Regions from separate parts of the Homo sapiens genome. Here all the other regions are linked to region 3. Evidence: chromatin loops called from intact Hi-C (ENCODE). Cell type or tissue: MCF 10A. All regions are shown on one strand.

Evidence for each region. Hi-C counts contacts between places; a loop is a spot of excess contacts. Peaks named below come from ENCODE experiments on the same cell type or tissue, not always from the same donor. Only the 100,000 strongest peaks of a DNase experiment are listed, where the experiment ranks them.
Region 1: a loop joins it to region 3, with 11 times the contacts of the local background. A loop is called at or near these places in 9 of 110 quality-filtered maps.
Region 2: a loop joins it to region 3, with 15 times the contacts of the local background. A loop is called at or near these places in 4 of 110 quality-filtered maps.

What each region holds. Positions count from the first base shown.
Region 1 is chr10:35,235,705-35,243,704 of GRCh38, reverse strand. LINC02634 (long intergenic non-protein coding RNA 2634) reads left to right here. Exons shown (of 3, transcript XR_930819.3): 2 at 5,154-5,278. Among named protein-coding and RNA genes, the nearest start is that of LINC02634, 5.0 kb to the left of the region's middle. In MCF 10A, CTCF peaks have their summits at 3,515 (motif pointing left) and 6,775 (motif pointing left); a DNase peak (open chromatin) is centred at 3,524.
Region 2 is chr10:35,609,716-35,617,715 of GRCh38, reverse strand. No RefSeq gene overlaps it. Among named protein-coding and RNA genes, the nearest start is that of GJD4-AS1, 5.5 kb to the right of the region's middle. In MCF 10A, a CTCF peak has its summit at 3,670 (motif pointing left); no DNase peak of the experiment used is centred here.
Region 3 is chr10:36,775,080-36,783,079 of GRCh38, reverse strand. No RefSeq gene overlaps it. Among named protein-coding and RNA genes, the nearest start is that of ANKRD30A, 350 kb to the left of the region's middle. In MCF 10A, a CTCF peak has its summit at 3,628; a DNase peak (open chromatin) is centred at 3,649.

The sequences.
Region 1 (8,000 bases), 1.5 Mb after region 3:
AAGGCAGGAAGGTTGCTTGAGCCCAGGAGTTGGAGGGTACAGTAAGCTATGATCATGTCACTGCACTCCAGCCTGGGTGACAGAGCGAGACTCTGTCTCTAAACAATAACAAATAAATTTTAAATATTGATCTATCTCTAATATCTTTGGATGTGGTTTTGTTGTTGTTGTTGCTTGTTTGTTTTGAGACAGAGTCTCGCTCTGTCACCCAGGCTGGGGTGCAGTGACGCAATCTTGGCTCACTGCAGCTTCTGCCTCCCAGGTTCAAGTGATTCTCTTGTCTCAGTCTCCTGAGTAGCTGGGATTACAGGCATGCACCACCATGCCCGGCTAATTTTTTTTTTTTCTGAGATGGAGTTTCGCTCTGTCGCCCAGGCTGGAGTGCAGTGGCGCGATCTCGGCTCACTGCAAGCTCTGCCTCCCAGGTTCATGCCATTCTCCTGCCTCAGCCTCCCAAGTAGCTGGGACTACAGGCGCCCGCCACCACGCCTAACTAATTGTTTTTGTATTTTTGGTAGAGACGGGGTTTAACCGTGTTAGCCAGGATGGTCTCGATCTCCTGACCTCGTGATCCACCTGTCTTAGCCTCCCAAAGTGCAGGGATTACAGGATTGAGCCACCGTGCCCGGCCAATTTTTGAATTTTTAGTAGAGACGGGGTTTCATCTGTTGGCCAGGCTGGTCTCGAACTCCTGGCCTCAAGTGACCCACCTCCCAAAGTGCTGAGATTACAGGCGTGAGCCACCTCTCCCAGCCTGCAATGACCTAATTTTTAACAATGGATGATCACATGAAAATTATTTTAGAACAATTTGTTTACCAGTTAGACTGCTGGTTAAATCATCTTCTACTATAGTTACTTCAGGCACTGAGGAATATTTTCCATTGTTTTTTTTTTCTGATGTTTGTGGAGGGTTAGAGTGGCCCCAAAGGATGACCTCCAGATAATAGGGACATGGCATATATTCTAATCAAGAATGTGAGTGCTAAGAGGTTAGGAATTATTTTTCTTTGCTTGGATTTGAATAACTACTGGCTAAACATTAGACATAGGAAAGTACTTGAGGCCGGGCATGGTGGCATGCACTTGTGGTACCACCTACTCAGGAGGCTGAGGCAGGAGAATTGCTTGAGGCCAGGAGTTTGAGACAACATAGCCAGGCCCTGTTTCTAAAAAACATTTTTTTTAATTAGCAGGAGCTAGGTGTGGTGGCTCATACTTGTAATCCTAGCAGTGTGGGAGGCTGAGGTGGGAGGACTGCTTAATCCCAGGAGTTCAAGATCAGCCAGAGCAACAAAGTGGGACCCTGTCTCTACCAAAAAAAAAAAAAAAAAATAGCCAAGTGTGCTGGCATGTGCCTGTAGTTCCAGCTACTCAGGAGACTGAGATGGGTGGACCACTTGAGTCTGGTAGGTTGAGGCTGCAATGCACTATGATCATGCCTGTGAATAGCCACTGCACCCCAGCCTGGGTGACAAAGCAAGACCTTGTCTCAAAAAGAAAAAAAAAAGAAAAGAAATTAGCAGAGAGCTACTGGGGAGGCTCAGGTGGGAGGGGGTCACTTTCAGCCCAGGAGTTAGAGCCCACAGTGTGCTATGATCACATCTGTGAATAGCCACTGCACTACAGCCTGGACAACATATCAAGACCCCATCTCTCTTAAAAAAAAAAAAAGGTACTTGATGAAGCCAGATTGGCTGTGACACTGAATAACATTGTAAGGGTCATTATTGGGATATTAAATACATAATATGCTTGGGTCCCCCGACATGTATATGACCTTTCCTTATTCTGTTGGCATCACGCATCTGCCTCATGCAGGATTATAATTTTTGTGTCAAGAAGGCAAGGCCAGGCACGGTGGCTCACGCCTGTAATCCCAACCCTTTGGGAGGCCAAGGCCGGTGGATCACCTGAGGTCAGAAGTTCAAGACCAGCCTGGCCAACATAGTGAAACCCCATCTCTACTAAAAATACAAAAAATTAGCCAGGTGTGGTGGCGCACACCTGTAGTCCCAGCTACTCAGGAGGCTGAGGCACAAGATCGTGCCACTGCACTCCAGCCTGGGAGACAGAGTGAGACTCTGTCAAAGAAAAAAAAAAAGGCAAAGAGAAAGAGTAAATGTTCAATTTTTGCAGTCTAGTCTTTGCTTTTGAAATTTTCTGAGACCACAGACTTGCAAAATAGGCTTTTGAAGAGATAGGGTTTTCTAAATTCCAAGTGTTCCCTCTTTATTTGAATTAAATAATTCATTAAAATTATTATTTTTTAAATGAAACAGGGTCTTTGTCACCCAGGCTGGGGTGCAGTGGTGCATAGTTCACTGCAGCCTCCAACTCTTGGGCTCAAGTGATCCTCCTGCCTCAGCCTCCTGAGTAGTTGGGACTACCAGCATGAAACACCATGCCCAGCTAATGTGTTTTTTGTAGAGATGTTGCACAGCCTGGCATTGAACTTGTGGCCTCAAGGATCCTCCTGCCTTGGCCTCCCAAAATGCTGGGACTACGGGTATGAGCCACCACACTCGGCCCCAAATGCTGTCTTTTTTTTTTTTTTTTTTTTTTTTTTTTTTTGAGATGGACTGTCACTCTCTTGCCCAGGCTGGAGTATGGTGGCATGATCTCGGCTCACTGCAACCTCTGTCTCCCAGGTTCAAGCAATTCTCTTGCCTCAGCCTCCTGAGTAGCTGAGATTAAAGGTGCGCACCATCACGCCCGGCTAATTTTTGTATTTTTACTGGAGACGGGGTTTCATCATGTTGACCAAGCTGGTCTCGAACTCCTGGCCTCAAGTGATCTGCCCACCTCTGCCACCCAAAGTGCTAGGATTACAGGTGTGAGCCACCGTGCCCGGCCTCTCCCTCTTTATATTTTGAGACAAACCTGGCTGGGTCATAGATTGTTATAATGGCATCATTTTGTTGTTGTTGTTGTTGTTTGAGACGGAGTCTTGCTCTGTCGCCAGGCTAGAGTGCAGTGGCAAAAACTCGGCTCACTGTAACCTTCGCCTCCCTAGTTAAAGCAATTCTCCTGCCTCAGCCTCCTGAGTAACTGGGACTACAGGCGCCCACCACCACACCCGGCTAATTTTTTTTGTATTTTTTTTAGTAGAGACGGGGTTTCACCATGTTAGCCAGGATGGTCTCAATCTCCTGACCTCGTGATCCGCCCGCCTCAGCCTCCCAAAGTGCTGGGATTACAGGCGTGAGCCACCGCGCCCGGTCATGTCTACGAAAAATACTAAAAGTCACTACTAAAAACAGAAGAAATTAGCCAGGGGTGGTGGTGCGAGCTTGTAATCCCAGCTACTCTGGAGGCTCAGGCAGAAGAATCGCTTGAACCCGGGAGGTGGAGGTTGCAGTGAGCCGAGATCGCGCCATTGCACTCCAGCCTGGGCGACAGAGCAAGACTCCATCAAAAAAAAAAAAAAAAAAAAAGAAAAGGAAAAAGAGAGAAATTCTCTGGATTTAGGATGTCATTTCGGTTTCTTTATCAATTTGGCTCCCTCTAGAGGTCAGTTAGCAAATTTTAGTCAGCGCGACTTAAACACCTTGGCCCTCTTAAAACAGTAATTTCTCCTAGGAAGGTTTTGGAGAAAATGATTGAAATTGATTAATAGAGTCTATTTTTTAGCAAACATTATATTTAATTTTTTTGTTTAAAATTACTAAGGCTGCCAGATTTAGCAAATAAAAATACAGGACACCCAGTAATATTTACAGTTCAGATTTAAAAATTAATTTTTTAACCTAAGAATGTCCCAAATACATTAATCCAGCAACTCTGTATATCTGTATATAGAGACATACACTATATATACAGTGTTTTACTCCTCATTTGTTAAGTGAGGATTCTGAGGATCAAAACATCCAACTCCAGCCTCTCATTTTCCCAACATTCCCATGGCTTGTTCTTGTTATTTCATTCTAAGTTTTCTTCTAAGTTCTCAAAAGAAATCAGATCATAGGTCTGGTCAGATAACTTGATTTTAAGCTCCAAAGGACCTGAGATATTGAAGGAAACCAAAATATTTCACCCCAAAATATCCTTTGTTGACATATTTTGAGATAGCTCTTCAGAGAGCTAAGCAGCCCTGCAAAGCTGTCTTTTGCGTTGAGCTTTTTGCATCTGTAGAGCAAATCTGCATCCCTGCAGCCAGGCTTTCTGAGGTCCTCCCTGGTCCAGATCTAGGAAAGATGAACTGAGAGTCTGACATCTCTCAAGATCTGAAAGGAATATTTCCCACCTCTTCTCTCTGAGGGCTGCTACCCGTGAGGTTTCAGCTGCATAACAAGACCACCTTTGCTAGCCAGGCGTCCTTTTCTCTCCCATCCATAATCTGTCTTGCCACTGTCACCTGACTTACCACCATAAACTTTTTGGGGCCATGCTCGGAGCCCCCATTTTTTCTGTAATCTCAAAATGGTAGAGGCTGGGTGTGGTGGCTCACGCCTGTAATCCCAGCACTTTGGGAGGCCGAGGCGGGCGGATCACAAGGTCAGGAGATCGAGACCATCCTGGCTAACACAGTGAAACCCTGTCTCTACTAAAAAAAATACAAAAAATTAGCAGGGCGTGGTGGCAGGTGCCTGTAGTCCCAGCTACTTGGGAGGCTGAGGCAGGAGAATGGCATGAACTTGGGAGGCGGAGTTTGCAGTGAGCCGAGATCCTGCCACTGCACTCCAGCCTGGGCAACAGAGCGAGACTCCGTCTCAAAAAAAAAAGGTAGAAAAGTCTGGGCCTGGTGGCTCACACCTGTAATCCCAACACTTTGGGAGGCCCAGGTGGGTGGATCACTTGAGGTCAGGAGTTCAAGACCAGCCTGGCCAACATGGCCAAACCCCATATCTACTAAAAATCCAAAAAATTAGCCGGGTGTGGTGGTGGGGTATTCCCAGCTACTCTGGAGGCTGAGGCATGAGAATCACTTGAACCTGGGAGGTGGAGGTTTCAGTGAGCCGAGATGGCACCACTGCACTCTAGCCTGGGCAACAGAGCGAGACTCTGTCTCAAAAAAAAAAAAAAAAAAGGCAGAAAAGCTTCTGTGCTTCACTGGGAAGCTGGGGTGATCGTTCTGTGATTTTCCCCTATGCATGTTAATAGATTTGCAAGCTTTGTCTCTTAATAATCTGCCTTTGTCTGTTGATGTTCAGCAAACCTTTGGGAAGGTTTCCCTTGGCCCCTACAGTGTTGGCGTCACAGACAGGATCCTAAAGCTGCTCTACTTTTCTGGAAGCCACAGTCCAGGGAACCCAGGACCTGACAAAGCATCAGAAGGGTAAGAAATTCCTACCAGCCAGGCTTCCGGCCTCTCTCCGTGAAATCCGGTCAAGCAGACAGCAGAAATCACTGTTTGTCTCTTTTCCCTTGCCTAAAATCTTGATTAATTGGAGAAAAGGATTTGTGTGACTAGTCTTGGGTTACGTAGCGATTCTGGTATATTTTTAGGCATGAATATTGGTATTGTCTGATCCTTTTTCTCTCAGTCTTTTCCCTTGTATTTTGGTATTGATCTGTCATAAAGAGGGGTGCCCTAGGGTAGAACATGGATCTAGAACCCCCAGAAGCCCACTGTGCCAGCTGGCTCTGCAGTTTTTTTGTTGTTGTCATTGTTTTTTTTTAGATAGAGTCTCGCTCTGTCACCCAGGCTGGGGTGCAGTGGTGTGATCTCAGCCCACTGCAACCTCCGCTTCCCAGGTTCAAGCGATTCTCTTGCATCAGCCTCCTGAGTAGCTGGAATTACAGGCACGCGCCACTGCGCCCGGCCAATGAGTCCTATTTATAAGGTGCTTTTGTTGTCTCAACCCCTGCTGCCTGGTTAGTCCTGGGAAAGTCCAATCCCAGGAGAGCCTGCCTCGTGTCACAGATTAATAGGTGTATGACTGGTGGCCCCCCATAAATGTGTGGGATACTAGAAGCACTGTATGTAAAAACGCCATCTTTTATCATCTGTGGCAACAAGAGTCTTTTGCTGCCTTAGTCTATTCCTGGGAGTGAATTTGTGAGGATGGGGATCGTTGAGGCTGCCTGTTCTATGCCCTCTCCAAGAAGCACCTCTTGTTTATTGGTAAAAACTTCATTGAAACCTGGAAAATAACCTCCTGGGCATTCCATGAAGAGGCTTATTAGATTGAGTTGCTATTTGCATAAGTACATCTCGGGAAATTCTTTTTTTTTTTTTGAGACAGAGTCTCACTCTGGCACCCAGGCTAGAGTGCAGTGGCTCAATCTCGGCCCCCTGCAACCTCCGCCTCCCGGGTTCAAGCAATTCTCCTGTCTCAGCCTCCCAAGTAACTGGGATTACAGAGGCAAGCCACCATACCCAGCTAATTTTTGTATTTTTAGTAGAGACAGGGTTTCACCATGTTGGCAGGCTGGTCTTGAATTCCTGACCTCAAGTGATCCCCCCCCAACCCGGCCTCCCAAAGTGCTGGGATTACAGGCTTGAGCCACCATGCCTGGCCACATCTCAGGAAATTCTAATCATCAGTGGCCAAAAGATTGATTCTTTAAGTTACAAAGGCCCCCTAAACTAAAACTATTTTAGAGACCTCTCATTCCAAACAAGTGCCTTATTTGTGTTTAGGGAAAGATCAAATTAAAAGAAAGGCACTAATAGTATCATGGCTAGCCTTAGACATTTTCCTAACAAAAGTTTCAGAACAAAAATCTGACGGAAAACAAAGTTAAAATCCTTTGTACGCTTAAACTGCCTGCTTTGGAGTCCCTGCAGGATTTGTAGTGGCGGCCACTCCACCTTGTGGCCTAGGAGTTAAAATTCTGTGCTTTCACCACTGTGGACTGGATTTGATTCCCAATTAGGGAGCCACTTCCTTTTGGTTAAAAGGTTCAAAGCCCAAAAATATTGGCTGTTTTTCCTGGTTGAAATCTGATAATTAGAGATTATTATCTCTTATTATTATCTCAGTAAGGGCTTCAGCTATGTGAGACAGATAAACTTTAATCTGTTCCATTTACAGAGACACAGTTTAATCCACCTGTCCTTTTAAACTAGTGAGTTTTACCAGTCTCATGGCTATGATTTTGAAATCAAAGCTGTAAGACCTTTATTTATGTTATTTATGTCTGCATGTTTTTTGTTTGTTTGTTTTGTTTTGTTTTGAGACGGAGTTTCGCTCTTGTTGCCCAGGCTGGAGTGCAATGGTGGGATCTCAGCTCACCGCAACCTCCGCCTGCCGAGTTCAAGCGATTCTCCTGCCTCAGCCTCCTGAGTAGCTGGGATTACAGGCGCCCACCACCACGCCCAGCTAATTTTGTATTTTTAGTAGAGATGGGGTTTCTCCATGTTGATCAGGCTGGTCTTGAACTCCTGACCTCAGGTGATCCACCAGCCTCGGCCTCCCAAAGTGCTGGGATTACAGGCATGAGTCACCACGCCCAGCCGTCTGCATGTATTTTTATATACACATGTCTGCTTGTATATTATCTACATGGTACCAAATTGACTTATAAATAAATTAGCATTTATAAATTAATAATCCCAAATGCTTTTCAAATTCATGCAACATCTTTGGTAAATAAAACCAGTTTTAATATTGTTGATACAATAAAATAAAAACATTGTCTGAATGTAATTTAGACATTTTGTCTGAGTCTATTGGTTTAGATGGGTTTATACTGTCTCTGTGATATGTTTTAAGATTGTAAAACTGTTAACAGCTTCTGCAATTTTTCTTGTTGTTGTTACTGTTTTTGAAACATGGTCCTGCTCTGTTGCCCAGGCTGGAACACAGCAGCACGATCATGGCTCACTACAGCCTTGGCCTCCCAGGCTCAAGTTATCCTCCCACTTCAGCCTCCCAAGTAGCTGGAACTACAGGTGCATGCCTCCATACCTGCCTAATTTTTTTTTACTTTTTGAAGGGATGGCGTCTCCTTATGTTGCCCCGGATGATCTTGAACTCCTGGGCTCAAGAGATCCTCCTGCCTCAGCCTCCCAAAGTGCTAGGAGATATTTTTGAAACTTGCTTGATTTGTCT
Region 2 (8,000 bases), 1.2 Mb after region 3:
AATCCAAAATGTGAAGGAAAATCCTGTGTACCCATGCTGTGTTATTTTGTAACATCAAAAGGCTAGCAGTATTTTGTTCAACAGAGGCTGGGGCAGATGATCAGACAGCCATCGCTTCATAGACTCCTGCCACCATTCGAAGTGGTAAGTTATGAAGACTGGAGAACCATGGAAAATGTGTATGATGTATTAGCAAGTGAAAAACACAGAATGGACATAATACAAATACAACTATAAATTTTAAAACCTAAGAGGCTAAGAATATAAACAGGTTGATATGTTATTTAGGGAGGATGGGGCATTATTTCTAAACTTCTGTGTTTTTATATTTCTATCATAATTGTCTAACTTCAAGAAATGATTGCCACTGTAATCTGTCATCAAAAACCAATTCTATTCTTATTCTATAGGTCACCTGCAGACCCTTCATATTGCCTCAAATGACACTATTAAAAATGCATTCTGGGCTGGGTGTGGTGGCTCACACCTGTAATCCCAACACTTTGGGAGGCTGAGGCAGGATAATTGCTTGAGACCAGGAGTTTGAGACCAGCCTGGGCAACACAGTGAGAACTCATCTTTACAAAAAATGTTTTAAAATAAAAAGATTAGCTAGGCCTGTAGTCCTAGCTACTCAGGAGGCTAAGGCGGTAGGCTCACTTCAGCCCAGGAGTTTGTGGCTGCAGTGAGCTATGATCACACCATTGTATTCCAGCCTGGGCGACAGAGCAAGACCCTGTCTCTGAAAAATAAAAAAACAGAGATGCATTCTATTGGGCCCCTGAGCCCTCTGTTAATTTGCTGATGCTCCTAGAAAGCTTATACATTAAGCTGTTGTGAGCAGTAATCCCTTCTACCCGATGACCTTCAAGAAAGCAACCTGGAGCAATGGAATTCTAGAGCCAAAACCTGCTCAGAATGAGAAGATTTAGCCACCAATTGACCAGATTGTTTTAGACGAGTTACATCGCCTTCCTGCACCTTCATTTTTCAGGTGTGAAATGAGCTAGAGTCAAGTCACCAATTTCCCTGGCAAGTTGAGGACGCTATGATGGGACTCGGGCTCAGGAGGTTCTTGAGGGGCACAGTCTGGGTGAGGAGCCATGGTTAGACAGGCAGTGAGGGGGCAGTGCCTGAGGGAGGGGCGCCAAAGGGAGTCGGGGTCACAGGAGGGTATAGGAGGATAACACCAAATCCCAGCTTCTCCCATGCCCCAGCGGAGTGATGCAGGCAGCGCCCCCATTCCTTTACTTGATGCAAGAAGCTTTGCTGTCTGACTCAATGTTGGCTGACTTACAAAAATATAAAAGTTTCAATATTCAAGTCTGAGACATGAAATTTAATTTTGTATCATATGCTGCCTTCATATAGTTCCCATTTATTTCTTGGAAAGAGATCCTTAAATGTATGTATAGTCTTTCCTTATCACTCTCTTGCCCCTCATCCCATGCCTTGCACAAGCATCACCTACATCAAAGATGCTCAACAAATGTGCAGAATGAGTCATCCTCAATGTTTACACTTATCTTACTTCCAAAGGGGTAAAAACCCCTTAATCCACATTCCGACAGGAAATATCATTTCATATTTCCAAGTAGAAGAGATGACATTTTTGTTTCATAGATAAGAAATAAAGGTACACAAAGAAAAGCTCATGTTTGCAGAGTCCTTAGCTAATGAGACAATGAAAATATTTCCTAGTCCATTGAGTACAAGTCTTTTTTTTTTCAGAGACAGGGTCTCACTCTGTCACCCAGGCTGGAGTGCAGTGGCACAATCATAGCTCACTGCAGCCTCAAACTCCTGGGCTTAAGTAATCCTCCCACCTCAGCCTCCCGTGTAGCTAGGACTTATTGTTTTTTACTTTTTGTAGAGACAGGGTCTTGCTATGTTGCCCAGGCTGGTCCTGACCTCCTGGCCTCAGTCAAACCTCAAACTTCAGCTTTCCAAAGTCCCAAAGTGGTGGGATGACAGATGTGAGCCCCACACCCTGGCCCCATTGAGTGATGTCTTTTTTTTTTTTTTTCTGGAGACAGGGTATCACTCTGTACTCTGGAGGGCACTCCAGGCTGGAGTGCAGTGGCGTGACCACAGCTCACTGCAGCCTCGACCTCCCTGGGCTCAGGTGATCCTCCCTCATCAGCCTCCCAAGTAGCTGGGAACACAGGTGTGCATCATCTTGACCAGCTGCTTTTTGTAGTAATTTTTGTAGAGACAGGGTCTTGCTATGTTGCCCAGACTGATCCTGAACTCATGACCTCAAGCAATCCTCCCGCTTCAGCCTCCCAAAGTGTTGGGATTACAGGTGTGAGCCACTGCACTCAGCCCCATTGAATGCATGTCTTAACCACTCTATTAACTTCTCTCTAAAGAAGCATTTTGGCCACACAACAAAATTTGATGAACTTGCTTTAGCATAAGACTTTTAAAATTTTTCCTTAAAATGACCAATCCCACAAACTACATCTATAAAATTACTGAATTTTCATTTCTGAAGGAAATAGCACTAGATATGCTTAGTTTAAACTTTAATAACACCTGAGGTTTTTTTTCCATATCAAATATCCCAGGTAAGGAAGACCAGTTGATAGACATTTAATTGCTTCACAAATATCATTTCTGAGATCAAAAGCACGTTAACTTTTTTTTTTTTTTTGAGACAGAGTCACACTCTGTCGCCCAGGCTTGAGGGCAGTGGTACCATCTCAGCTCACTGCAACCCCCACCTCCTGGGTTCAAGAGATTCTCGGGCCTCAGCCTCCCAGGTAGCTGAGATTACAGGTACCCAGCACCATGCCCGGCTAATATTTTTAGTAGAGACAGAGTCCTTCACCATGCTGGCCAGGCTGCTCTCGAGCTCCTGACCTCAGGTGATCCGACCGCCTCAGCCTCCTATAGTGCTGGGATTACAGTCGTGAGCCACCATGCCCAGCCAAAAGCACTTTAACTTTCTAAAGCAACAAGAAAAGGGGGGAAGTTTCTCAAATGTAAAATAACACATCATTTCATAAACCGAGGGGAGGAAAATCTTATACACTTTGCAGGGACTTTATTTGACAAGTTACAGCCAAGAGGGTGTTTTTGTTGCTGTTTAGTAAACAGCTGGAAGGAGGAATCTGAAATGAGGAAGAGAGGATATCTGTGCTCTGTTGGCAGGTGCACTAGACAGCCTCCCGAGCAGCCACACCGTGTGGGTGTGCAAGCTCTACCAGTTCCACCACTGTCTCTCTCACCTGTCATCTTTTATTACAAATCTGCAGCACAAGCCACACCTTTGCAGCTTGCAGCCTGATCAGGTAAAAAGCCAGAGAAAAGGACAACCAAACACTTGTGGGCAAAAATAAAGAAAATAATTCGAATTAACAAGCTGCCTCTGAACCCCGAAAAGATAAATCATTGTCTTGTTCAATTAGTCCCTTCCCAGGAAGCCAGCTTGCCCACAATTTCTCCATTATCCCCAACTTTCTCACCCATTCTGCTATTCAAAGTCACCTACTAGAATACCCAGATCCATTGCTGAGAATTCTTAGATCCTGCTTTTTCTGGCCAGAGAGAAATAAGAAAGAAGAATGAAAAGAATGAGCTCATGAACACGGTCAAGAGGTACCACCAGAATTAATTAACATTTTATTTTGGAGCTTACAAATATTGCACCTTAAATATGGTCCAAGAGAGGCCTCTGCTGGTAAGAGAGAGTGCAGGAAGGACGTTGCAATGTCCTAAGTCTGTGGACATCCTTCTCCCCCAAGCAAGCGTTGTACATCACACATTCCCAAAGAGAAGCATTTGCAGTGATCTGTCCAAGCATTGGTGATTTTGCAGCCTAGGAAGCACCTACGATGACACATGGCTATGTCCCTCTCAGGGGCTTCCACGTCCACCATCTCATCTGAACTTCCCAGCAAGCCCATGAAGTAAGGTAGCTGTGATCTGCCCATCTCAGCACTGAGAAGATTAAGGTTCACAGGAGTTGGGGGAATCAGGCAGAACCGAAACAATGACCTTTTGCTTAAACTCTTCCCACCACAGGTTGCTGATGCTTATGTGATAAGTCGATTATTTTTTTCTTTTTTAAGACAGGGTCTTGTTCTGTCACCCAGGCTGGAGTGTGGTGGCACGATTGTAGCTCACTGCAGCCTCAAACTAAGCTACAGTGATCCCTCTACCTTAGCCTCGTAAGTAGCGGAGACCACAGGTGCGTGCCACCAAGCATGGCCAAGTTTTGTTTTGTTTTGTTTTGTTGTTTTGCTGTGTTGCCCAGGCTGGTCTTGATCTCCTGGGCTCAAGCAATCCTCCCACCTCGGTCTCCCTAAGTGATGGGATTATAGGCATGAGCCACTGAGCCTGGCAGGTTGATTTTTTTTTTTTTTTAGCTCCATAGAAAAAAAAACAGGAAAGGAAAAGAACCAAAAAATTAACTTCTAGGTGCAGGGTCATGCCAGTTGGGCGTACTCTTTATAATCACCTGATCTTTTAAAGGTGTCATGCACTTCTCTGTTTCACCCACCTGGGGAGGGAGGAAACTCCAAAACCAAAATCTAGTTTTTCCATTGACTTTTAATTTCCTGGATTCTCCATGAAACACCTTCCAACCAGGTTCAGTTTATCAGAACATGTAGTCCCTTCTTTTGGCTCTGCTGTGTGCCCCTCCCATCTGCCCCTCTCAGGTCACAGAGATGGAGCTCAACTAGAAATTTCCCCGAGAAAGAGGTTTGCTCTCTGATGGACAAACAGATCAAAGCTCTGTTTGCTCTGAGGGAGCAAACAGATCAAAGCATGCATTTCGAATGCAGGGAGAAAGCTATCTGTTTTGTCCCTAGGAAACATTTATCCCACAGCACAGCCAAAATACAGCTGGTGAGATTTACTAGATTCTGTTGCTGGCCCCACTCCTAGAGCTGGAGTGTTGGGGTCCACAGTGGGAGGTGTGTACATTGCAGAGGATCTTTAGCAAATTTGTGCCTGAGAAATCCAATGTCCCCTCTCCTCATCTGTAAAGCAACCCCCTCCTCAGCACTTCTTACCTGAAACCAAAATTACACTCAGAAAATTCAAAATAGGTTCCCTCAGCGGATTGCAATATCCTACCAAAACAGAGTCACATCTGTTAATTCTATAAATGCTGTTCTCGGCTAAGCACAAACTGCTTTATAAGCATAATCTCACTGATCTTCATAATCTTTCATTTTGTCTCTGCAGGTAGCCAGCTGCACGTGTCAAGCCAGAGCTTGAATTGCCATTAGAATCCACCTACAGATTGCCCTGGGAAGAGATTTCTAAATTAAACTCCCCAGAAAGTTAGACGCCAATTATCTCATGAGATTTTTGTGCTGTGCAAAGACCAAAGAGCTCAACTAAAACCCCAACGTGCACACACTTAAACCAATTAAGATCCCTTTTTATTTAAAATGATTGTAATTAAGAGGACACTCCCTCAATATGAGATTTGGGTTCTGTGCCTAATTCAGTCAGTTGTCTTTGTCCTTGTCACCTCCTTTCTCTTCTCTCCACCACCATCTGAGGACCTGAGCCAATGGCCCTGCTCAGCTTTCCCTAGAGACCAGTTTGTTGGTCACTAGGATTTATTAAATGCCTCTTACAGGGCAGGTGCCCAGATAATAATTGCTGCCTTAGGCAAACACTGGCTACCTGTTCACCCCAACTTTTCCTCCTTCTTTCTGCGCATGTAGCTAAGCCACCTTTCATAGCTTCCCTTGCAGCTGGGACTGAGTTCTACTTAGAGAACGTGGCCAGCGCCATCTCGAGGCCAGGCCTAGGGAGCCCCTATTGTCCTCCCCGCAAGAAATCAGTAACATGAGCAGAAGATGTTGGTGCCACAGGATGGAGGGGTCCCTGAGTCACCACCTGGAGCATAGCTGCTCACACCAGGAATAGACACTTTGTACTCATTGAGGCTTCTTCTGCATTAAGTGGCTAAAATTGGGGTTTGCCGGTTATTGCAGCTGCAATTACATTAACTTGCACAGTCTCTGCCCTAAGCCATAGGATCCTCCTTAACTGTCTGTGGAAGGGATGCAGACATGCGAGCCATTTTTCAGTCATTCGGTGTCAACATGCAAAGACACGGATTGAAGTCTGGAAAAGGAAGATGGAAGCCACATGATTTTCTACTGTTTTTAGCCTTTTGAATATAGTCTAAGATTTTTTTTCCCCTCTCCCTTTAAAGGACTGGAAAAGCTCTTTTTTTTTTTTTTTTTTTGAGATGGAGTCTCGCTTTGTGGCCCAGACTGGAGTGCAGTGGTGCAATCTCAGCTCACTGCAACCTCTGCCTTTCGGGTTCAAGCAATTTTCCTGCCTCATCCTTCTGAGTAGCTGGAATTACAGGCATCCGTCACCATGCCCAGCTAATTTTTGTTTTTTTAATAAAGACAGGTTTTCACCATGTTGGCCAGGCTAGTCTCAAAACCCTGACCTCAAGTGATCCGCCCACCTGGCCTGCCAAAGTGTTGGGATTACAGGCGTGAGCCACCACACCTGGCCATGGACTGGAAAAAAATCTTTAAGGCTTTACAACCTAAGTTACAAAACTAGGAGAGATCTTCAGTGCCCAGTGTGACAGCAAAGAGAAGAGAAATAAGGACACCTGCATTAGCACATTCCACAGCATAGTCACGGTCACGTGAGCATGACCAGCCAAGTTCTAGGATAGGCCATGCCTCTTCTGACACCTTGCTCCTCATGGGACGGGGTCCCATCAGATGTCTTCTGTGGCCCCCAGGTCTGTCCACTCAGCTCTCAGCCATCACTCAGTAGAGTATGAAGTTGAGGACTCGTCCTCGGACCACCTGCCTCCACTTTCCACGTGGTCCCTGACTCTTTTATGACAGCTCTTCTGTTCTTAACATTTATTTTTATGGAAAATAAAATGCTGGAGTGAAGGGTGGTGCCTCTCCCCAGCCCTTCCATACATGGAAACCAGGGAATAGTCATCTATTTCTGAGCTACACCCAGATGCCTCTTTCCTCTCTTGATTAGGGTGAGCAGGTTAATCCTGTCCCATAGCAAACCTCTGCTCTACTGTATCCTCCTACCTGCCTGATTTCGGCCAGCACTAAACTTGAAGGTCACACCTGAACTTGGGCAGCACCTAGATCAAAGCCAGAATGACACTAAGCAGTGCAGAAAGGCCTGGATCGGAAGCCCAGCCCAAGACCTGCGGCATTTGTCTGTTGCTACACAAAAAGTCATAAACACAGACTGTGCATTCCACAATACCCACAGTTTTTTTCATCTTCCCCACTGGAACATGAAGATTCTCAGGGAAGTCTGAATTGTATGACTCTCTAAAGGGCACAGACAAAGCCTGAATTAAAAAACTTGTGACAAATCTATGGTCACTCCTCTACAGCAAAAGCACTCCCTCTATGCGGTGAGGACAGCCACCCAGCATACACACACAGGGACAACTCATCCTACATCCTGTGCACTTTACACCCATACACGGGAACAGTATCAGATGCCCCTGGAAACCAACTGTTTATTAGCCATATTTTCTGCATTTGTCATTTCTGCTCTAACACAATGATGTATGAAGCGTGATATTATAATGCAATCAGCATTAATTTTTGATATGGTTTGGCTGTGTCCCCACCCAAATCTCATCTTGATTTGTAGCTCCCATCATCCCTGCGTGTTGTGGGAAGGACCTTGTAGGAGGTAATTGAATCATGGGGAAGGTTTTCCCATGCAATTCTCGTGATAGTAAGTCTCACAAGATCTGACCGTTTTATAAAGGGGAGTTCCCCTGCACATGCTCTCTTGCCTGCCATGTAAGATGTGACTTTGCTCCTCCTTCACCTTCCGCCATGATTGTGAGGCCTCCCCAGCCATGTAGAACTGTGAGTCCATTAAACTTCTTTTTCTGCCAGGTGCGGTGGCTCATACCTGTAATCCCAGCACTTTGGGAGGCCAAGGCGGGTGGATCACAAGGTCAGGAGATCGAGACCATCTTGGCTAACACAGTGAAATCCCGTCTCTAC
Region 3 (8,000 bases):
AAGATCACACCACTGCACTACAGCCTGGCAACAGAGCAAGTTTCCGTCTCAAAAAAAAAAAAAAGAAAGAAAGAAAAGAAAGTAAAAAAAATCCTGTTTCTACTGAAATCTATTTGTTCATGATTAATAACATGTCCAGAACACAGTGTATTACAGTGCCCAGTAGTTGTGTTTCAGAATCAAACAGAAGTGGGTTTGAATCTCAGCACTACCACTTAAAAACCATCTGAACATGGGGAAGTTTCTCTACCATGCTGAGCTTCAATTTCCTTACTTGTTATCTGTCTCGGAATAATTTTATAAGGATTAAATAAATAATTCATTCTCTAAGTACAATGTTTGTATGATGCTGAGTAGACCTGGTGCAAGACATTCAGTAAATTAAACAATTACTATCATGAATATTTTAGTGATAGCAACAGTAAGTTACTTATCAACCATTCTAATATTTTTCTCACTGTGTCTTTGTTTTATAAGTATGTCCCCACTATGTAAAGGGTACTAAAATGATATCAACAATTATCTAAAATTTCTTGCAAAGATGAAAGCAAATCTCTTAGATATTAAAGAATTTACAATTTTTTTTTTTTTTTTTGAGATGGAGTTTTGCTCGTCACCCAGGCTGGAGTGCAATGCATGATCTTGGCTCACTGCAACCTCCTTCTCCCAGGTTCATCCGATTCTCCTGCCTCAGCCTCCCAACTAGCTGGGATTACAGGCATGTGCCACCACGCTCGGCTAATTTTTTTTTTTTTTTTTTGTATTTTTAATAGAGACAGGGTTTCACCATGTTGGTCAGGCTGGTCTCGAACTCGTGACCTCAGGTGATCTGCCCGCCTCACCCTCCCAAAGTGGTGGGATTACAGGCGTGAGCCACCATACACGGTCTCGCTTTGAAACTATTTTCTATCTCTCTTTCCACCATGATAAACTAAAAACTTGAATAAAAGCTTAAAAATAAAATTGGAAAATAAATAAAATGGACGTGGGAGGCTGAGGCATGAGAATCACTTGAACCTGGGAGGTGGAGTCTGCAGTGAGCCGAGATTGTGTCACTGCTCTCAAGCCTGAGCAACAGAGCGAGACTCTGTCTCAAAAAGGAGAAAAAGGAAAAGAGAAAGGATGACATGTATCAGTGCACTTGTAATGTCTTTTCCCCTCCATACCAACCCTGTGCTACCTAGCTTCAACAATATAGTATGCACATACGATAAGTACTCTGCCCTTAACTTTCTTCTGTTTTTCTCTCCCCACCTCTATATTGCTGGTGCCTGACAGCAGGTCCCCAAACACATTGTTCCAGCATTACACAACTGTAGGAAGGCTGATAAGGTCTCAAAATAGTCTCTCCTGAGTTCCTCTCATATAAAAGGTGCCAGTTGCAATTACGGGAGAACTGATAGAAATATCTGCACCTCTACAGTTGTTCTTTTAAAAAAATGTTTTTGGCCGGGCGCAGTGGCTCACTCCTGTAATCCCAGCACCTTGGGAGGCCAAGGCGGGCAGATCTTGAGGTCAGGAGATCGCAACCATCCTGGCTAACACGGTGAAACCCTGTCTCTACTAAAAAATACAAAAAATATTAGCCAGGCATGGTGGCGGGTGCCTGTAGTCCCAGCTACTCGGGAGGCTGAGGTAGGAGAATGGCATGAACCCGGGAGGCGGAGCTTGCAGTGAGCTGAGATCGCGCCACTGCACTCCAGCCTGGGTGACAGAGTGAGACTCCATCTCAAAAAAAAAAACAAATTTCTTAATAAAAACATGTTTTCCAATTTCAGATCAGAAAAGACATATAGATATAGATCGTTTTGCATTCATCAAAAAATTAGGGGAATTGATCTGAGCTTTGTGTGGTAACTGAAATAATTAATTTAATCATATATTTTATTTTATATTTTCTTCTCCAAATATCTTCTTCATGCCAGTGCAACAGAAAAGCTTCTGATAGAAAACCTAGGAAAAAGTCTTTTAATATTTTATCATATCATGTTCTCCTTACTCATTATGTCCTCGGTGAATCACATTCTACCTCCCATATATTTCACAATAGCAATTTCATTCTCTGGGATTATCAGTTATTTCCAATTATCAAGTCCCCATCATTTTAGTCTTTTTCCTTCATGGTCCTCTGCAGCATTTTATAATATTGACCATTCTCTTGAAACTTTCTTCTGATGGCTTCTCTAATACTATAATGTTGTGGTTCCATTTTTCCTTCTTAGATCTCTTCATCTTTATTTATTACAAAATTTTTACCTATGCCTAATAACCATAAGCATACAAGAAAATCACTGTAATTCAAAGAGAAAGTAGAATTTACTTTTAGAAAATGTATGTTAAAGGTATGATCCCAATTAACAAAAAAAAAAGAACAAGGGAGTAATGATAGTTATCACTTATTAGTACATATCACAAGATCGTTTATAAGCATTTCTGCATTAGTTGCTTTAGACACGTTATTTTACATCTTAAATGTCCATAACAACCATATAAAGATTATTGCGCTATGCTTAGAGATGAAGAAAATAGGCTTGGAAAATTTACACAATGTACGTGGCCAAGCTAAAACTGAAGCTATTCTGTCCCTTAGTTTTTCCACTGAAGCCCATTTCTATCAAGTATTCTCTCGGCCAGAAAGGGTAACACCCGATATATACGCCCCAATTCCTTCACCTTTGTGCACAAGCCAGCCTTACTATTCAAATATAGAACTACCCACTGAGCCAGAACATGACCTCAGATCCTTAGAGGCATAGTACTCAAGGCAGCTATTAGCAATTAATTAGAGTTGGCATTGGATGGAGCAGACCACTTAAATTTCACACAGGTCTTCTTCGTGTGTAAAATTTACTTCTTGTAACTTGCTAAAATGTTTCACCCCCATAAGTACTATCTGTTAATCACAGAATAAATCGACCCTCTTTTTTATTAAAGGCCTGAAAACGTTAATAAAAACATAACATAACTAAAATGTATTGACACTTTTCTGTGTCAAACATCTCTTGTTCCTCCAACGACTCATACTATGACAAAATATATTAAATAATTGTGCAAACCTTATTGGTATGCATCTGTTAGCTTTGCTGTTTATGGCAGTGGCTCATCATGTTATCTAGTTCCAGGCACTCTTCTTTAAAGAATCGAGTTAAAGACATTTGAATTGCCATTGAGTTGTAAGTTTTTTTTTAGAGCCTCATAAGGTAAAGAAAGAAGGAAGGAAGGAAGGAAAGAAGGGAGGGAGGGAGGAAGGAAGGGAGGGAGGGAAACCTCTTCTTTGGAAATGGTTTATATAATGAATAAACAAATAACAAACCATTTTTTATTCGATTAATATTTGGTAAGCCCATTTAAATGAACAAGCATCTTTCTAAAAGATAAGATATACAGCAAATAAATAAGCTTATTTTTAATGTAGAATATAAAATACTTCTTATAAAATGTTATGAATTCCACTCTAATTGCATGTGCCATCTTGGTGAGCTTTTTCTCTTTGCTGCTGGTTCACATTTTCAATAAGTAATTTAAGGCAAATTTAGGAAAAAAATAGGTGAGTTACTTGAAAAGCTGGTTTGTTTCCAGTTGTGCTCTTCTGGGGAGAGCATGTGTTGCCTCATGGGGTAGCTCTGTTCTGTTTTATTCCACACGGTGTCACTCTGTCCCTACCAAGGACACAATTATCTCCCAGTTTCTGAACTTCCACTGGATCTTAGGAAGAGAAGCATTTCTGAAGCACAGTAATAGGAAAAAAAGAGCCAATTTTCACAGTAAGTTTGTTGAGTAATTGTTCCCAATTGCCTCTTTTTTCAAACTTTAAATCAAATAGCACATTGTAACATAAACAGGATTGCATTACGTTGTCATCAAATTAATAGAGTAAAAATGTAATATTTCCAAAATGCTTTTACCACAAACTCACTACAAATATTCATACATTCATGTGTGCGCGTGCACACACACACACACACAATTACATATGATCATTAGAAACCAATAAAATATTTTTGTGAGTGAGAACAGACAAAAATCCCAGAAGAAAAAAATTATTGTGGAGATAAATACACTTGTATATGATTCCAAAAAGCCAACCCTATAAATGGACTAATCCCTGTCTACATCAGGGATTTTTAAATAGCAGTAAAAAGCAAAGATTCAGAGGTAACAAAATAGCAAGCTTCAGACAGTCACTGGTCAATAAGGGAAGAAGAATTGCACTTATTCTTGACAATGTGATTGGAAAACACAGGAGAGGCACAAAGTGGGAAACTCTTGAGAAGCACTGACTTCCTGTAACTGAAAGAGTTCAAGTCTGGAAAATGTAGCCACTTAGTGATAATGTTGAAGGAGACCTTCAGGCAAACAATGGTTTATTACCTCCCTAAAGTCCTTTCAGGCTCTTTTTAAGTGTGGGATTATATGCCCCAAAATATCTACATTACATCAGAAGAAACTGCTGCAGGGTCAGAAGCAGAATGGGAGAGGCATTAAAAATATATGAAGTCCAACTTCTTAATATTTTACATAAAACTGCATGCAGCTCCTGGTAGAAAAATTCTAAATTTTATCTATCTATTAATATTATTTCTCTCCGAAAGTTTGCAAGCAATTCAAAAACAGTTGTAAAATCATCTCTTTTTACTGCAGCACCTAGTCAAGTGCTAAGAACATGATAGTAACCTAACATGTAATTGTAGAATGTAAATTATGAAATCAAATTAAGGCTCAAATCCCAGTAGTACAATGCCACTTCAGAAAGTGATATGCAAAAGCATGTGAAACTCCAGGTAATGTAAAATTAGAATATGGTATAGATACCAATGTGATTGTGAGCAGGATTAATCTACTTCATTTGATTGATTGATTGAATGGTACAGTTGACTTATATTTTTAGTATAACTATAATAACTAGTGTGCTATATAGTCTTCCAATTCTCTTGTATTTATGTATGTGTTCATGTATGTGCTTGTTGCAGATTTTTTGCATATAATTAGGTCACACTATGAGTATTTTGCTGCACATTTATTTTCATACCACTCATTTAATAGTCATTTACCAAATAAACAATCAATGAAGGTCCTCTACATGTCATGCTAATTGTGAGGTATAATGGTGAATGAGATACGAGTGAAGTAAATGGGAAAGAAGACAACACCCAATGAGCTGGGTGATATGGACTGCACAGAGATCTAGGGCAGCCTGTAGAAAGGTTACCCAATCTTGCCTTTGGTTATTAGGAAAACCTTCTTGGAAGAGGTCATGCCTAAGTTGGTATTAAAAATAGAAGACATTACCCAAGATAGAACAGGAAAAGGTAAATACCTTCCAGTTCTAGAGAGAGAACAGTATGTAAAAATACAAAATACAATTAGGAAGATGACAGGGCACTATTGAAAATGTGCAGAAAGCGTAACAGGAGAGATGGGGTAGGCCGTGATGTGCCTTCAGGGCCCTGGTAAGTGTTACCATGAGGGATACGTAAAACCACTGAATTGGCACACAGGTGACATCACGCAAGTTTTGCCTTTTAGAAAGATTAATTTGACTGCAGTTGGGAGAATGGATTGGGGTTGGGCAAAACTGCAGATGGGGACACATTTAGAAGGCTGATGTAGTTCCAAACAAACGATAATGGCAGTTAAACTAAAGTAGGCGAAGAGAGGATGGCAAAAAGTGGACAAATACATGGTAAATTGGGAAAGTAGGATATGAGAGAGAGAGGGACATGTGAAACGGCTCTTACTGGAGAAGGGTTGATGGTGGGCCAGACATTGAACTGTGTAGCACATCTGGCCTCCCTTTTCCTGATTCATCAGACTGCCCGAGGATCATCACAGGGCCACCCCATGCGCTATTCTGGCTAGTCAGAGTCTAGGCTGAAAATGTCTTCAGACCACACCTTTTCCTTAACTGTTATAAAGAAACGGGAAAAAAAAAAAGGAAGGGAAAGGGAAGGAGGGACTGAAACACTGAGAGAAGAGACAAAGTGAAAAAGAAAAAAGACTAGAGAGAATTAATATAAAAAAGAAAATAAAATAATCACGTTCTGGTTTTTAATCTCAGGTATCCTATTTGAACACAAGCAAATTTCGATGAGTTGCTTGTAGTCTCCATGTTTATTTTCCTCGTTTGTAATTTTAATTTCAGAGGGGTTTTACTAAATAATATGATAATAAATGTAAGGTACCAGCACAGAGTAGACAACGAATACATTGTGAAAGAAAGAGGAAAGAGGCTGGGCTTGGTGGCTCATGCCTGTAATCCCAGCACTTTGGGAGGCCAAGGCGGGCGGATCACAAGGTCAGGAGATCAAGACCATCCTGGCTAACACGGTGAAACCCCGTCTCTACTAAAAATACAAAAAATTAGCCAAGCGTGGTGGTGGGCGTCTGTAGTCGCAGCTCCGGCGGAGGCAGGAGAATGGTGTGAACCCAGAAGGCGGAGCTTGCAGTGAGCCGAGATCGCGCCACTGCACTCCAGCCTGGGCAACAGAGCGAGACTGTCTCAAAAAAAAAAAAAAAAAAAAAAAAATTCCAACGCCCTGCTATGGATCAGCCCTGATTAGCATTGAGGCTACCTGCCCCTACTCTAACTGCTCGCCAGAAGTAACAGTAAATTCTCTTTGGAAGAAGACAACGTTACTGAGATCTGCATATTATGGTTTCTTATATGCAATGTCCAGGATTTAATCAATGTCCAGGATTTAATCATGTCCAAATTTTAATCATATCAGGACATGACTTCACACAACTGAAAACCAAGAAAAAAAATATATAATAGAAACAAACCTAAAACAGACCCACAGGAAATTCATGTGTTAGAATGTATTGCAGAGACTTGAAAATAACTATGCCTAATATGTTGAAGGAATTATTTGCCAAGGTAAAGAGATGTAGAAAACTACAGTGTTAAAAAGAATCAAATGGACATTTTGGATTTTGAACATGCAGTAACTGAACTTAATAACTCAGTAGGCAAATTTAATAGGAAATTGTATACAGTTAAAGAATAAGATTAGTCAAGTTGAAGATAGCTTAGAAAAAAAAATCTAAACTGAGATACAGAAAGCCTAAAAGATCAAAACATTTAGAAAACACCTAAGAGATACATGAGACATGGGGAAAAGTTTTAGCACATGTTTTCATGGAGCTAAAGAAAAAAGGAATGAGAAAAAAGAATGAGTCAGAAAAAATATCTGAAAAAATAGTGGCCAAGTAATTTGCAATATAAATTAAAGCAAGAATCCACAAGTTCAAGGAGAACTTCACAACTGAACTGGAATAAATACAAAGAAAACCATACCTAGACACATCATACTGATGTTACATTAATTAACTTGAGTTCCTCTTGTATAAAATAACCGAATAATCTGGTGAACTAATTTAGAAAGTGCATGATGCTGTATCATTCTTCTAAAATATTAATTTTAAATAATAGCCTCTTACACTTACATATTGTTACATGTTGTTCAGATTTTCATTCAGGTCATGTATATCTTTTTGAAGTTCTTTAAAACAAACAACTTAATTAGATTCTTCCTTTCTTTTTTTTTTTTTTTTTTTGAGACGGAGTCGTCTCGCTCTGCAGCCCAGGCAGGAGTGCAGTGGCACGATCTCGGCTCACTGCAAGCTCCGCCCCCTGGGTTCCTGCCATTCTCCTGCCTCAGCCTCCCGAGTAGCTGGGACTACAGGCATCCGCCACCCCATCCGGCTATTTTGTTTTTGTATTGCTAGTAGAGACAGGGTTTCAGCGTGTTAGCCAGGATGGTCTTGATCTCCTGACCTCGTGATCCACCCGCCTCGGCCGCCCAGAGTGCTGGGATTACAGGCGTGAGCCACCACATCTGGCCAATTAGATTCTTTTAAGTGGAAAAAAAATGTCATTATTCTCCTTACATAGATTAGGCAATAGAGCTCAAAGCATGCAAATGCTGTCTGTTGGAAAGCATTTCCAAATGTGTCACCTCTCAACTCCATGGATTAGGATTAACTAAATATGAGCCACC